Linked DNA regions of Mus musculus: all the other regions are linked to region 1. A link is a loop called in an ENCODE intact Hi-C map of the cell type or tissue named here. Cell type or tissue: left cerebral cortex. All regions are shown on one strand. Links, peaks and the distances in the headings refer to the core of each region. The heading gives the core; the rest is flanking DNA.

The links. Peaks named below come from ENCODE experiments on the same cell type or tissue, not always from the same donor. Only the 100,000 strongest peaks of a DNase experiment are listed, where the experiment ranks them.
Region 2: it touches region 1 in a loop (5-fold over the local background); 3 of 42 quality-filtered maps call a loop at or near these places.
Region 3: it touches region 1 in a loop (2.0-fold over the local background); 3 of 42 quality-filtered maps call a loop at or near these places.

Annotation. Positions count from the first base shown.
Region 1 is chr1:177,047,645-177,055,499 of GRCm38, forward strand. Akt3 (thymoma viral proto-oncogene 3) reads right to left here. Exons shown (of 13, transcript NM_011785.4): 10 at 2,394-2,608. Among named protein-coding and RNA genes, the nearest start is that of Gm15423, 110 kb to the left of the region's middle. In left cerebral cortex, for the core only: no CTCF peak of the experiment used is centred there; a DNase peak (open chromatin) is centred at 3,961; H3K27ac peaks cover 1,862 bases.
Region 2 is chr1:176,929,546-176,932,997 of GRCm38, forward strand. The region is part of intron 13 of Sdccag8 (serologically defined colon cancer antigen 8); the gene reads left to right. It overlaps Gm15423 (a long non-coding RNA gene), which reads right to left. Exons shown (of 5, transcript XR_003948788.1): 3 at 2,310-2,383. Among named protein-coding and RNA genes, the nearest start is that of Gm15423, 9.7 kb to the right of the region's middle. In left cerebral cortex, for the core only: no CTCF peak of the experiment used is centred there; DNase peaks (open chromatin) are centred at 1,752 and 2,185; H3K4me3 peaks cover 1,005 bases; H3K27ac peaks cover 2,500 bases.
Region 3 is chr1:176,925,755-176,929,206 of GRCm38, forward strand. All of the region lies in intron 13 of Sdccag8 (serologically defined colon cancer antigen 8), which reads left to right. The region is part of intron 3 of Gm15423 (a long non-coding RNA gene); the gene reads right to left. Among named protein-coding and RNA genes, the nearest start is that of Gm15423, 14 kb to the right of the region's middle. In left cerebral cortex, for the core only: a CTCF peak has its summit at 1,848; a DNase peak (open chromatin) is centred at 1,737; H3K27ac peaks cover 2,319 bases.

The DNA.
Region 1 (7,855 bases), core at 2,540-5,039:
ATGATCCTTATGATCTAATGCACCTGCTTCATCTTTCAATGTCACCTGCTCATATTCTGCAGCCTAGTCACTGAACTTCTCAGAGACCATGTTCAGGTGAGATTCTAGCTATATTCCCAGGCAAAAGATGCCTAAATGGCACTGCAGATCTCGAGGCCTCCAAGAGCCAGCTCAGGCTCTCAACGTCTCCTAGTCAAGGCTATGATTTCTAGAGCATTTGTATATAGTTTGGCCTGAGAATATGAAGTGTAAGTTTTGTGCCCTTTGTCTATAAGTGTCTAAAAAGACTTGTTCATGTTATTATTTATCTTTGAGCTCTTGATACTTTGATGTAACATAGCAGCACAGAGGTCTGACTGCTCTGTACTTTACACAAAGGGGCTTCATAAGCCTGTATCATGTTTTCAATCTCAGAAAGGAGAAAGTATGTACCAGGGCCCCTACATTCTTGAAATGTATCTAACATATATTCAAAAGTTCCCAACTATGTGTTATCTGTAGAATGGGAATGCCCCATAGTAGCTAAATGAATGAGACATAGAAAACACAAGCAAAACTTTATTTCGTCACTTATAGAGACAACCACATAAGAAAGAGTGACTAAAGATAGATGGAAGAGTTAGAATAAGATAGGATAAAAATTCATTGCCCTTGAAAACAAGTCAAAGACTAGATTCTCCCCAAGTCAAAAAGATGAACTGGTAGGCATAGCTCTGCTTAAATACAACTTTCCAGCAAATGCTGCTCATTACATAACGGTGACAGAATCATCTTAAATGAAAAACCTATTCTGAGAAGTTGGTGTACATAAGATGCATAAAAAAACATAATGCACACACCGGGAAATTGGTTTTCTATTCCTTATTCCACATGGATTTTCAGTGAGACCATGGACAAATCACTTGTGTACATGAAATGCTTGTATTATCTACTTGATCTACTCTGGAAAGCACTGAAAGAGCAAAGCAAATCACAAGAAAGTACCTGGATGCAGGGGGATGGTCAGAGACATTTTATAAGTCTAAGGAAACATAAGAGTCACTAAGAATGCTCAGTATGATTTTTGAATGGTTCCTGACAACACCAAGAGCTAGTAAAGGCTAAACAATGTGAGTAATTCTGCTGAAAGCAGTGACACACTCTTAAAAACATATTGTCTTTAAACTTACTTTTTATGTTATGTGTATGAGTGTTTTACCTGCACACATGCATGTTTATCATGTGCATGTTTGGTGTCTCAGGAGGTCAGAAGAAGGTGCAGGAGCCTTGGAAACTGGAGTGTGTGTGTGTGTGTGTGTGTGTGTGTGTGTGTGTGTGTGCCAAATCCAGATCCTCTGCCAAAGCAGCTAGTCACTGAACCACTTACACCATCGCTACAGTTCCTTTCTTAACAATTTAAAATTAGATACCTACAGTGGCAACTACTACTAAAATAGACAAAGTCTAATTCTAAGAATTCACGTATTTCTTTCACTCACTAACTGAATCTCTCAAATATATGTTAAACATGAACCACAATACACTGTATCAAAACATTAGGTAAGGTATTCTTGACAATCAAAAACATATGAAGTTGTCTATCCTCTAGATGCCTGGATTTTAATGAACTTTCAAAAAAGTTCTGATACTTAGGGGGAAAGAGTGAAAGAATTTCCCTCTCCTCTCCTCTCCTCTCCTCTCCTCTCCTCTCCTCTCCTCTCCTCTCCTCTCTTCTTCTCTCCTTCCCCCTCCCTCCCTTTCTCCATCCTTCCCTCCACCCCTCATTGAAAAAAATATATAAAATATGTCTCTCTGACATTATGGGGTACTTTGTATTCAGAAGACATTTGACATGTAACCTGTGAGTATATTAAGAATTGATAAACTGAACAAAATAGAGTGACTGGGCAGTAAATGCTTTCTTTAAGAAAAAATTATGGTTATCTTGCTTTTAAAATCAATTTTTTATCCGTATTAGGTTAAATTTTAAATAACAAAAGATAGGAATGTTAACAGTTTAGTGGGAGGAGGAGAGTGGAAACGACTTTTCTTTCTTTGATGTGAGTCAGTAGGAATAGGAAGCCCTAGAGACTCAAAGGAGAAAAGGGAACTTCCTATCCCAAAGGAGCAAGATTTAAGATAATGAAAAAATTGTTTTTTCATAGTACAAATAAAGAATTTCTATTTAAAAAAACCCTCTAATATGGTAAGTTTGTATAATACTTTCAAGTTAAAAAAGAGCTGATGAATTTTTAAACTGTTTTGTACTATGCATTCATAAATAAGACAAGTTTCTCAGTGGAAAAATGTTTATACCAAATACAATGCTTCCAGAAATCAGGCATATTTGAATTAATTTCACAAATCACTCTAACCAATTCATCAGTAACTTATGGACCATCATTGAAGCTTACCGTTTATTTGGATCCTTTATCAAGAGCCCTGAAAGCAATGATTTTGCATCTGAAGAGAGTGTTCGGGGGAATTTAATGTCTTCCATTAGTATTAATTCAAAGAGTTTCTCATGATCCTGGTTGTAGAAAGGCAACCTTCCACACATCATTTCATACATGACAACACCTAAGCCCCACCAGTCCACGGCTCGGCCATAGTCATTATCTTCTAATACCTAGAAGTAAAACCAGAAAAATGACAAATTTTTACAACAACACAACAGCAGCAGCAGCAGCAGCAACTTCACTATTATAGTCTTGGCTCTTCTTCTTCCTCCTCCTCCTCTCGCTCCTCCCCCTTGTCGTCATCGTCATCATCAGATAGCTTTACTATATATTCTTATCATCATCATCTAGCTTTACTATATATTCTTGACTGGCCTGGAACTTGCTATGTAGACTAGCCTGGCTTTGAATTCATAGAGATCTGTCTGTATGCCTCTGGACTGCCATGTCCAACCCATGTACATTAACTTTTAAAGCATTATTCAAAAGAAGTAAATTTACTATCACCAATGACAACCTATGGAGCTGCAACTAGAACCCAAGGCCTTATGCACGTGTTTTGCCACTAAACCACACCCTCAAATGCAAATGTGATTCTTGCTTGATGGAATATTCCTCATCCTACTTTAATTACATAACTACATTAGAGTTGATACTAAACCTCAGTTTATTTGACCCTTTCCTCAGCTTTGAGGAAACCTGTTCTAGCATATGAATTTCATCAATTAAAATTCATATTTTGAATTAATCAAATATTTTGTAGATTTTTTTAGATATTTCTGACAGTCACATTAAAGTTACCTATAAATACTATGACAGGCATGAATATTTAAAGATTATGGAGAGAATTTCAAAAACTCAAATCAAATCATTGTTTTATTGCATCCAAGAACCTAAGAAAATACTCTGTAACCTAAGATCACAAATCTAGTTACTGTGAGTAAAGAAAATATTCTCTGGAAGAGAAACATTTGGAGAATTTTAAATAGAAAAAGCATTCACATATTTTTGTATCTGAGTAAGTAATATGAGTGGGGACAAAAAGAAAAAAGAAAAAACGAAAAGAGAAGAGAAGAAAACTAAGGAATAGGGTCAGGAAGCGTAAGGAACCCTCTCATTTCTTAGAGGAAATACAGCCTGTACCTTTTAAAGTAACACTGACTGTTGAATAGCTCATTAGTGAGGTGTATTGTTTCCTGGACAGTTACCTAACCTATACAGAATTTTACCCAATAATAAAACAAAACTCTAACTAATCTTTAACTGCATTCCTACAACACCAACAAAACAGTGGCATACATGAAAAGGAGCCAAATGTGGTTTTTAACCTCTTTTTTTCATAAAACCATAAAAAGCATAAAAGCTGGATTAACTGCCTTCTGAACCCACATTTCACCAGCCGGGTTCTCATCCCCAGCTGGCAAAACTGGCAATCCTTTATTTTTGTTTAAATGCCTGGTTTTCAGCCAGACGGGTAGGAGTACATAAAATGAAGGTTTTCATCTGAAGAGAAAAGGCAACTACAAATCAGAACTGGACTGTAAGAAAATCTATGTGATAAAACTAAATAATTTTTGTTAGCTCTGTACAATAAACACTGATCCTCAATACAGACAGTTTTGCGTCTGACGCGTGGACCGTCACTGACAGAGAGATACATTTGGACGAAACTTGGACTGTCTGCGGTATTTCTTTGTGGTCAACAATACTGACGTAATGCACTCTGTTACTAACATGCAGACTTTGCATTGCTGAGAATGTAAAAGCACAGCCAGTCGTAAGAGGCTTTTCTATCAACTACAAACATTTTATATAAGTTATGAGGTGAGATGTACAAGAAGTAGAAATAAAAATGACCGTTGCATTATATGCACAGACACACAATGTCAAACACGTTCACTATTCACCTATTTTCTCTCTTATATAGAATGATTTTAAAATGCAGTTCTGTGAAACAGTCTCAATTTTCAAAATCAAGTTCATTATTCTAAAATATAAGTCCTTTGTATTATTTTTTGGACAAAAATTTTCTTTCTTACTCAAAGTACTTCTTTTTCTAAAATTCTAGTAAAATTTGTGCTTTTTAACCTAATTGTTAAAAAATCTCTCCATTTCTTCTAATGAAGGCTTTCCATAGCAAACCAGCTCATCAATTTCATGATCACTGTGGAGGTGAGAAGGTATCACAGACAGTGGTCTAAAGGCAAACTGATAGGGCAACCTAATTCTACCTCATTCAACTTCATCTATCATACTATTAGTTTGTAACTGCAGATGAGAACATACTCTGAGAGAAGAAATCAGTAAAAGAGTAATCTTGAAAATGACCTAAGTGTCTTTTACCTTAAAGCAATATAGACCTTTACCCAAAATTCCAAACACAAGCAGGAATGAAGACATCTAGTGCTGACTTACATCCTCACCTTAGTAAAGTTCGATAGCCTATCCACTCCACAAAATTCCCAGATACAAGGGACGAAAGCAGTCCACTAAGTGGGGAAAGACCACATCAAGTACAACTCAAACAGCTCAAACTTCAGGAAAGAACACGCAGACATTAGAAAACAAAAACAAAAGCAAAAACAAAAAAACCCCTAATATTCAAACAGGTAAATTAACATCAAACATTCGGTAACATCTGATGAAAATACTTGCACTCATTTTTAAAAGCCTGGTAAGTAAACAAACAAGCAAACAACAACATCAATCCCAATTTTTAATCTACAAATATGCTCTTAATTACTAATTTTGAAAGATGACATTAAGTAACTGGTAATTCTGAATGACAACATCTATTAAGTGTTTCCATATTAATATAATAGAAATTTTCAAAGGCATTTCACTCCAGTCTTACTTTACCAAGAAGGACTTGGAAGAGTGAAAGCATACCTTTATCAGTTTGCACCCAAGGCTAGCAGCTATAAGAAAGCAAGGCATGCCCTGCAGTGGCTGCTGCTCAATCAATAATCCTGACAGAACAGATGGGAGAAAAATCAAACATCTAAACAAACTGTCTACACACCTATGTTGTGAAAGTAAACTGTGAACTTGGATGAACCAATTTACTACTTTTTCAATTTTTTTGGTATCCTCACTTTTCAGGTAACTAATATATATGTTATATAGAGATATGTATCTATAATTCATTCTTTATAAAGACTTTTTATATGTTCACATCAATGGTATTTGATAAAATGACAAGTTTTCTTATTAAGATTTTAAGAGATTATAGTTTAAAGAGGAGCATATAATTCATATGATCCATGGTTTGTCAATATTTTTCATATTGCTATTTTATATAACATTATAATTATTGACCTACTATTTTAATTCTTAAGATACAATATCTGTAGATATAATATGCAATTTTTTCTGTTTTATGTTTTTTGTTACCTCCTTTCATGTAAAATTGACGGAATGCAGCTAACATCACAATTCCAAAAGCAAACCAAAGTCAGAACAGGAAAATCCCTTAAGAAAAAAATCTAAGCATATACAATATCAGAAATTCATCATGCATGAATATATCTTCCTATAGTTCTCTATACTGCCTGTTTATCATACAGCAACAGACATTAAGGAATTCTAAAAAACTGGGCCATGTGATTCAAGTAAAAATCGGCATCGTTAGTATTCCCACTCAAGGTTATTGTTTTATATCCTCAGCATTCAGAGGATTTACAATTATATTTTGTGCTTCAATTAAAATCCTACCAAATAGTCTGATTCATCACATTAAGAAGAAGCTTACATGAAATATAGCTAGCATAAAAACTCACAACTTCTAAACTAGTAAATGGCACTAGGTGTAAAAGTTGGAGGGCATTTATTCTGTTTTACTTCACTTTTAAACAATATTCAATTATTGGACAAATTGTGATAACTGTTAATGTTACTCATAATAGGTGCATAGTAAAGAAATAAATTAAATCAAGTAACAAGGCAACCCATCTGATAGAGGTTCTTAAATATGAATTCTAACTATGAGGCAGACAACAACTAGAACTAATTACTGTGCCCCTGATGAGACTTAAATTTACTTAACTTCCCTTTAATACTAGGATGACATATTTTCAGACTACCAGAAAGAGAAAAGGGCAGGTGTTGAAAAATTATTCGTAATTAAATAAAATGTTAGCGTTCAAAACAATGTTAGCTAAGTAACTCTTTTTCATGAAGCTTAGGAGTCTAAGACTAATTTCACAATTTGTAGAAATACAGCAGATTTTATTCAAGGGCTACTTTGAACGTGACTATGGACATTACTGGTTTTGCCTGCAGACTATAGATGCACATGTAACGGGCCACATTCATTTTCACGATGAGCTCCTAAAGACAATACTTAAAGAGTCGACTGGATGCTATCCTCACATTTAATCCTCATTAATCAAAATTTCATCAGGGTTATTTCTATCTGTTCCCTTCACCTACATTAATTACCTCATACTCATCTACTCCCATGACTCTACCTACTTCTTATTAAGTTAGTGTATATTTCTGATTTTAAATTTTTATGTAGTTAAATTTTCATTTGTATTGATTTATCACAATAAAAGATTTCTTTACCAAAAGTTACCAATATTCAAATGCATTTCAGATATTTTTTAAAAGTTATTTCAGATATTAAACAGATTTCAAAAACAATTATATAGAGTTCTAACAATAAATGCTTTAGAAATGGGCTCTGAAAACCAAGAAGAGAGAATTAACTGCACTTTTTGTCACCAGGGCCCACTTTTTGCATTTAGATAAAATAAACGTGAATACTTCCATTTTCAACAGTAACCACGGCTGATATAATATATTTCTCAAAAACCAACTCATTCTATAATCTAAATGTTTTTTTGTAAGTTGGTTATCAAATAGTTTTATTTTTATGCTATTACAGAAGTGTATTTCTATGGGTTTCCCAAACCACCTTCCTCAACCTTGCCCATCTGTCACCATCTGCTTCTTTTTAGCATGTACTTTTTGTGTGATCACATAAGCATGTGAAAGATAACTAACATTCAGATGATTATCTGCCGGTGCATTTGAGGACTGGGCACAATAAAAGTGAACTGCCAAAACGCACTTAACACTTTTAATTTTGTTGGGTCTTGCATGTAAGCTACATTTGATTTTCAAACTGTTTTACAGTTGGAAAGTTGAGCAGGTACTGCTAACTCAAAAGCAAAGCTGAGACTCCAAATAATTAGCACTGCATAAAATCATCTGGATTTAATAGGATCCAAACTAAATAATCAAATTTAAAAGAGTTTCTATGTAATTTTTAAATTCTTCTATAAGTTAAAGGTGTTAAAACAAAGCACAGACTACAAAAATAGAAAGTTCAAGACATCTTCTGGTCCATAATTTTTTAATGGATTGGTTTTATTTCCTTGAATTACAACAAGAAACATGAACTCACTTAAAGC
Region 2 (3,452 bases), core at 427-2,926, 120 kb before region 1:
AATGGGCAGAAACAGAGTGTAGATTACCTCCTTTTTGTCAAAAATGGTGGGAATTTGAAAATTAATAATAAAAAAGGGAACAGATGCAGTAACATGCCAGAGGGAGATTAATGTGGAGAGTGAAATCTGTGAGCAACAAAACTGAAGCAAACTGAATCAGTGGGAGGTGGTTGTACAATCAAAATCAGGATAAAAGAGAAATTACAAACAACCCTGCACTTGTCAAAGTAGTAGTAATGAAACCCTGACTCTGCCAGCAGCGAGAACCTGTGTTAGCACTTTGGGGTAAGGATGGTAGCCGGGTGCCAGGTAGGAGGGCAGTGTTAGGTTGCTGGGCAGCAGCCATCTTGTGTGGAACAGATGGCACTGAAAGCTGGCAGGGGAGGGGCTCCTTAGCAGAACTAATCAGACAGTAACAGATAGGGCAGCTGGGAAGACTGACCACAGAGAGGGAGCCTGCGGGGTAGCTCAGTGCCACGGTGTGTGCAGCGGTGTGCCCATTGGTCTGCGGGAAGACCTTGCAATGCCTTTCCCATCGATGGACGCACTGAAACTTTTGTTCAAAAGGGAGAATTGAGTTGGAGTGTCTCAAACTTGGGGGTGGGGTTGGGTGTTGGAGAGAGACTGGGAATGGAGGTACTGCCCATCTCTGAATTCGTTGCATGAGTTTTCAATGTCAGCTTCTGTGGAACTTTGATTTTTGCAGCATGTGTGGCTCTGCCGTTCTCTTCTCCACTGTAGCACGCCAAGTGATCGCTCTATATTTTATCCACAGTTTGCAGCATCAGGACTATACATAAAATTAGAAAAGACTTCCTGGTATGATTTCTCACAAATGAAAACTAAAAGCAACCAGGTGATATGTATGTTTCTCCTTAATAATTCTTAATAACCTAATTCAAGCTATGGTTGACTTACAGCCACTTGCTCGTCCTTTTTGCTCCATGTAATTGTGGACTAAACAACAAAATCTAAGCATAATTTAGAGCCCAAACCTTAAAACAAAAATCAAATTACTGTGCAAAAATGAGAAGCCAACCTGTTAAATTTAATTGTGCATTGAAGAGCCATAATTCCAGATAGGTCAGCACATTTATTCAAATGCTATGCCTTTGACAACAAGATTCAGGTCTCCTACGTCTGTTTTCAAACTTGTATCTTCCTTTCTCCTTTTTATTTTTCCAGAAGGTTTATAGCTTGGCTCAAATTATTCATTTTGGAGGGGGGAGGGGGAAACATTACCAGGATTTGAAATAGGTGGTATAACATAGCCATATGCTATTTATGCAGCAGTTTCTGCAATAAATCTAATTTGGTGCTGTCAAAAAATCAGACTTATTTGATATAGCGGCACATTAGTAAATGATTGTGGCAGATTTAAAGTTGTCATTTAGTCTCTTCTAACTCTTAAACAGAATCTTGCAAACCCGTCTTCTCTCTCATCAAGTCTATGAAAACCTCCCAGGTCTTTGTCCTACAGTACTGCAATATTTTCATGTCTCAAAGCAGGTTTTGCCTAAAGGTAACTGAGAAAAAAGGGTGAAAAATGAATATCCTCTGTTGTCAAAATAACATTGGCAGTCAGAGATCAATAAAGCGGGGAAAATGATAGTGTCTCCAGCCTGTGTAGTTCTTAGAAAAGCAGAGCAGCTAGGCAGGCACATTCAGAATGAAGAGAAGCTAACATCAGTTCTTTATTAAGGAGCTGAATGTTTTACCTTGCATCCTACACCCATATGCTGTTTTAGGAAAACTGGCATTAAAGATGTGAACGACATCAGCTCCGTCTTCACCTAGTAATGCCCTTAGAAACGGCTTCCCTCTTCTCTACTGCAACCTGGCAACATAAGTGTGCTGCCTTTTTTTTTCCCTGTAGAATTTATGTCTAAGGTGTTGTTATCAAATGAAACTTTCTCCTTCCTACTCCTTCTATTTCAAAGATATAATAAACATTGCATATTAGGCAGGCAAATATTCTCTGAGTTCCTGAGTGAGTCCTTCTGCAAGAGGAGCCCTGACACTGCTCCCTCGTCTTTGCCGTATGCTTTTACAGAAGGGAGCTGTGTATGGGAGCACGCATCCAAGCCCCTGTGTGTGCCTGGGGTGACGCTACCGTGGTGCTCAGCGATCTTTCCCTCTTGTCTCTGTTCTTACCTTTCAATGTCCAAAAGAAGGTTACATGTCTTTCCGAATCAGTGTTCTGAGGGGCAAGGTCCCTTCACCTAGTGCAAGCAGCCTCTATTAGACCAGCATTCTGCTAATGTTTGCTTCTCTCATGTAGCACTTCCACCACCAAGGGGTCCACTTACCAACACAGTCCCAACACAGTACCGTTCCACAGCAGGGACGCAGGTGACCAAACGCCCATCATACACAGCTCTCCCTAAAGAGAAAGAATATGCAGAAAGGTATTAAGCTTGCTGGGCACAGCAGTTTTGAAATTTTCTCCACATATAGCAGAAACTATGTAGAAATTCTATTTCAGAGAGAGAAGAAAAGAGTACTCCCCTTTGAGCTCATAGTTTCAGTACAAAATCCACATATTAAATATTATTGCATATTACATAAGAAGGATTTAAATAATATACTTAGGGCTAGTAATATATTGGGAATTGATGCTAAAAATATCCCTTCAGTTAAATTTTAAGCTGCAAATTTTGTTTGGCTTTGTATTTAGCAACACAATGATTTTCCTTCACATGTCCGGAAAACTGCTTTGAGAAAAATCTGTTTTATAAATTGTGCATATTTAACCAATCAAAACCCTGAGGTTTCAATTTTAAATTCCCTCTGTTTTCTTGACTGGTTAAAAACTAAAACCTGCTTTCAATTTTCAAAAGAAAAAATTTAATTCTTTAATTTTTAAGGAATTTATAAAAACTTTGCAAAATGCTGGTTAGCATCAGCATCTGAGACCTGATTAAATCTCTAGGTGACCCTGCGCAATCCCCTGTAGCCGCCTGACTGAATGCCATCGTGTCATGTTTAGGTGCGCTTTCTGACAAGGCTTTGGTTACACACCTAAAAACAAAAAGCTTCCCCTTTTAAATTTGAATTCATAAATTTGAAGAGAGTCACTGCTTTTTTTTTTTCTTTTCTGGACAATAATAGTATCTGAAGCTACTAATAGCAGTTAAACCTGAGAGGGTTCTGTTCGTCTTGTGAGACCGAGTATCCAGTCGCTGAGGATAACAATCATCCGACCGAGTGTCCGGTCCCCTTCGTTTCTGTGCTTGCTGCTGTTCACAGAGCTGATCTGTCAGGCAGCTCACACCTCCTTAGGTGGATTGTATGTTCACTTGGCAGCCTCTATTTTGTTATTATTTAAGCAGAACCTTACTTTTAAATGTTAGATTTAAAATGTGCGTGGTTTGATGTGTATATTCTGGGTTATAAGTTTTTCAAAGCAGTGATGGAGCTGTGTGTTAATCCTTAGCTTAATATCGAAATGG
Region 3 (3,452 bases), core at 427-2,926, 120 kb before region 1:
AAAAGTATGACTTCCCAAACTTCACTTTAAAAATCTCCATTTCCATGATTACTCCCTTAGAAGCGAATTGTGTCTAGATGCACATGCATGCCTTTGGGATATGGTGTTCTGCAGGCCAGGGGAAAGTCACACTTTGCCAAGAGGAAGTTATATCACTAGGGGGCAAGGTGTGAAGGACCCTGGGTAAAAAAAGAGCAAGTGGGTGTCTGCTCCGTTGTCCCTGTCAGTTTTAAAATATGATCACAAATTTTTTTCTTTGCCTGAGTAGTTTGGAGTGGGAAGAGGGAGCAAAGAGAGGTTCTCTGTTCATGTTCATCTGAGCCTGATATTGCCCATTGCCAATATAAATGGAAAGAGGCGTGGCCACTTCCTTGAGGTTGCTTGGTTGTTTACTTTAGAAAATGAGCTCTGACTGCAAGTAGCAAGAAGTCAAGAGTGCAGTGAGCATGTGCCGCACACTGTCTGGTTCCGTATAGCAGTGTCTGCTTGCTGCTAGTCTATGACGTGAGAAACATAAACACTGTGTCAGTATAGAAACCAATATAGCTATGTATAGACACATTTCATTTCTACTTCCTCCGCCCTTCTTTTCTTATTTTGCATTAGGGATTGAATTCCAGCCTGGCCTTATGCATGCTATGAACACAGTGACCACTGAGCTACACATACCCATAGCACCTATGTACATTTAAATGGCCACAACAGGTAATGAGTAAGCTTTTAAAACTGGAGTGGGTATCATTTTTAAACAATTGATAAGCAGTTCAATTAATGAGCATATATATTTAGTGTATTGCATTTTTACAAAACTAGTGATTTACAAATGAGCAGGAGCTCAAAGAAATCTGGTTGAGTACAAGAAGTTTGAGATGCTCTCTGTCTCAGTGCTAACATAGAGCTAGATTGAGAACATCCCTTAATAGATGAAGAAGATGAGTCTTAGAAGGGGAAGCTTGGAATTACAATGAGGAAGGGAAAGAAATGGAGGGTTTGAAGTTGGCCAGTAGATGCCACAGTCACACACACACACACACACACACACACACACACACATGTATAAAAAAAATTTAAAAACCCATAGTTTAGAGCTAGGTATTTAAGGGTTTTTTAGGGTTGTAAAATCTAAGCTTGGTGGCCAGAACCAAGCTCTCTCTTTATTTCCAGTCCCCCCACACCAAGCGTGGCATCAGGTGTTTAACATAAATTTACCTCTGCTCTTTTCTATTAAGGGGAAAAAAGGAAAAAGAATAGCATTTATCAGTTTGTTTAGGTCCCAGCCCTGAGCCCCACTGGGCTCATTTGAAGAAGACACTTAGCATCAATGTATTTCTTTATGTTGCATGGTTAACTTCAGTTTTTTTCCTCTTGCGTTTTATTCAAGAATTTTTAGCCTAAAGTTTCCATTTAAAAGTTAAGCTCATTTCCCCCTCTTGTACTCCTTTCATGAATAAATTAAGCAGAGAACGTGTCAAAAATAATTTTAAATGAATATATGTGCAACCAACATCTTCAAGGCTCAAAATAGATGGCCTTGGTGCTGTTATAAATTGCATCCTCTTTTCCTCCCCCACCCAGTATCAGGGAAAGTAGGCTGTCAAGGAGCCAGGAAAACAGAGGCATTCCATTTTGCTCTGGTGGACCCCACACTGCCTATGCGTGGTCTCTCCACCTGTCTGACAGGCGAGACACCCTGGTCTCAGAGTGGCCCTGGGCAGAGAGACTTGAGCGAGAGGCTGCCAGCAAATGTGTGTCTGCAGGTTCTGCTCAATGTTCCCTGGCTCGCTGCTCTCAGTTCTGCACCGCCCAAATGTGTGTGCAATGAACATCGACGCTGGGGGTGCTCTCCTCTCCCCTGCCACACAGGCCCACAGCCTGGAGCATGGCGGCTGAGGCAGCCAACTCATCTTCTGAAGAAGCCCAGAGGAAACCAAGAGCGTATTGCCCACACCACTTGCCTGACTCAACAACAAGGAGCATCAAGTTCAATGAAAATAGAAGGGGAAAGGTAGCAGCATGTGGTAAAATAATGTTCCCAAGTCAGCGTTTCTAAAAGAAAGTTCTGTCCTCCCATACTACTGTAAGATCCATGGAGGGAAGGGAACAAGTCATTGGCTTAATGGTGTTTAATTTCTTCTCACCCACCTCCTCCCTCCTCCATGGCTTTGTTTAGTAGGTCAGTTGTTAGATAGCACTCCTTTTTTATTTAATAACCACGTGCTTATTACACAGTGAGTCATTGATTGATAAATCCAAGACATGAAGTTTATTAAGACTCTTAAGATGGTTTAAGAGACTGGGAAATGCTTCATTCTCCTCTGTGACCTGACACAGACTGAAGTCAGCCTCATGGGGAACACACTGCTCACAGTTACACCATATAAGCCCGCAATTGGGGTTGGGGGTGGAATGCAGTCAGTTTCAGGCCGGAGCAAGTACTAATAGGTTAAAGCAACATTCGGGAAGCAGCCTGTAAGGCAGACGGCTAGCTAAGTGAAGTCTGTTCCACAGTGGCTCCGTGTGGCCTCCAGCATGCTTCCATCACCTCGGAGAGAACTGAGTCTCTTTCTCATGTCCTGGAGTTTACCAGGAAAGAAAAATGGGTTGCTTGGGTTTTGAGGTCGAGGGGGGATTCCTTCTGCAGAAAAGGTACTCTTAAAAAGTCAGCCTTGAAAACATTGTTGTCTTTACCGGAGCCTGTTTCTGACTAAAAGATTTACCCAAAGAATGGACCCAGAGGTAGAAGGGGAATTTTATATGACTGCACTTCTACTTGGACATGACATCTAAAAACAAAGTACCATGTCCCTAGTGGGTAAGCAGGTTGCCCTTGCCTGCCTTCTGGAAGCTGACTCAGTTTGCTTCAGCAGGCTGGCTCTCCTTGATTTAGACACATCCTTGTTCTGTCAACTGCCCTTCATTTTCTAGAAATCATATCTGAGTCTTGATGAGGATGCATGGATATGTAAAATCATGTTAACACAAAGTTCTGTAAATTAGAGAGAGGGGCTGTGCTTCTATGCTTCTGCTTGTTCAGAGACTTCAATGCTTTAAAACGAATTCATATAAAAAGATGATGATGATGGTAATCAGCCGTCACAATGTTCAGTCTAGAAAACTTGAGGCTAGTTGAGGGCATGATCCATTACTCTAGGTAGCCCTTGTTGGCAAGGTTATAGCGTTGACAAATTAAGGCTACAGAGAGTACTCCCTCTTTTCTAACTTTAGTCTTTGTCTTTAGAGGGAAAGCCATCCTTTCCTTCCTGATATTGTCCTTTGCTAATGGCAGCAGCGTTGCAGCCCAGGGCTCCTTAAGTTCTCCTGTGAGCACTGCTGGCACTTGGGTTCTTTCTCTCCCTGAAAGAAGACATCTATTCAGAATCCTTAGTGGTTGAATTGGTCAGCAATGTTTCAGCCGAGAAAGGATGATAATCCTATTAAGGAACAATGAAATC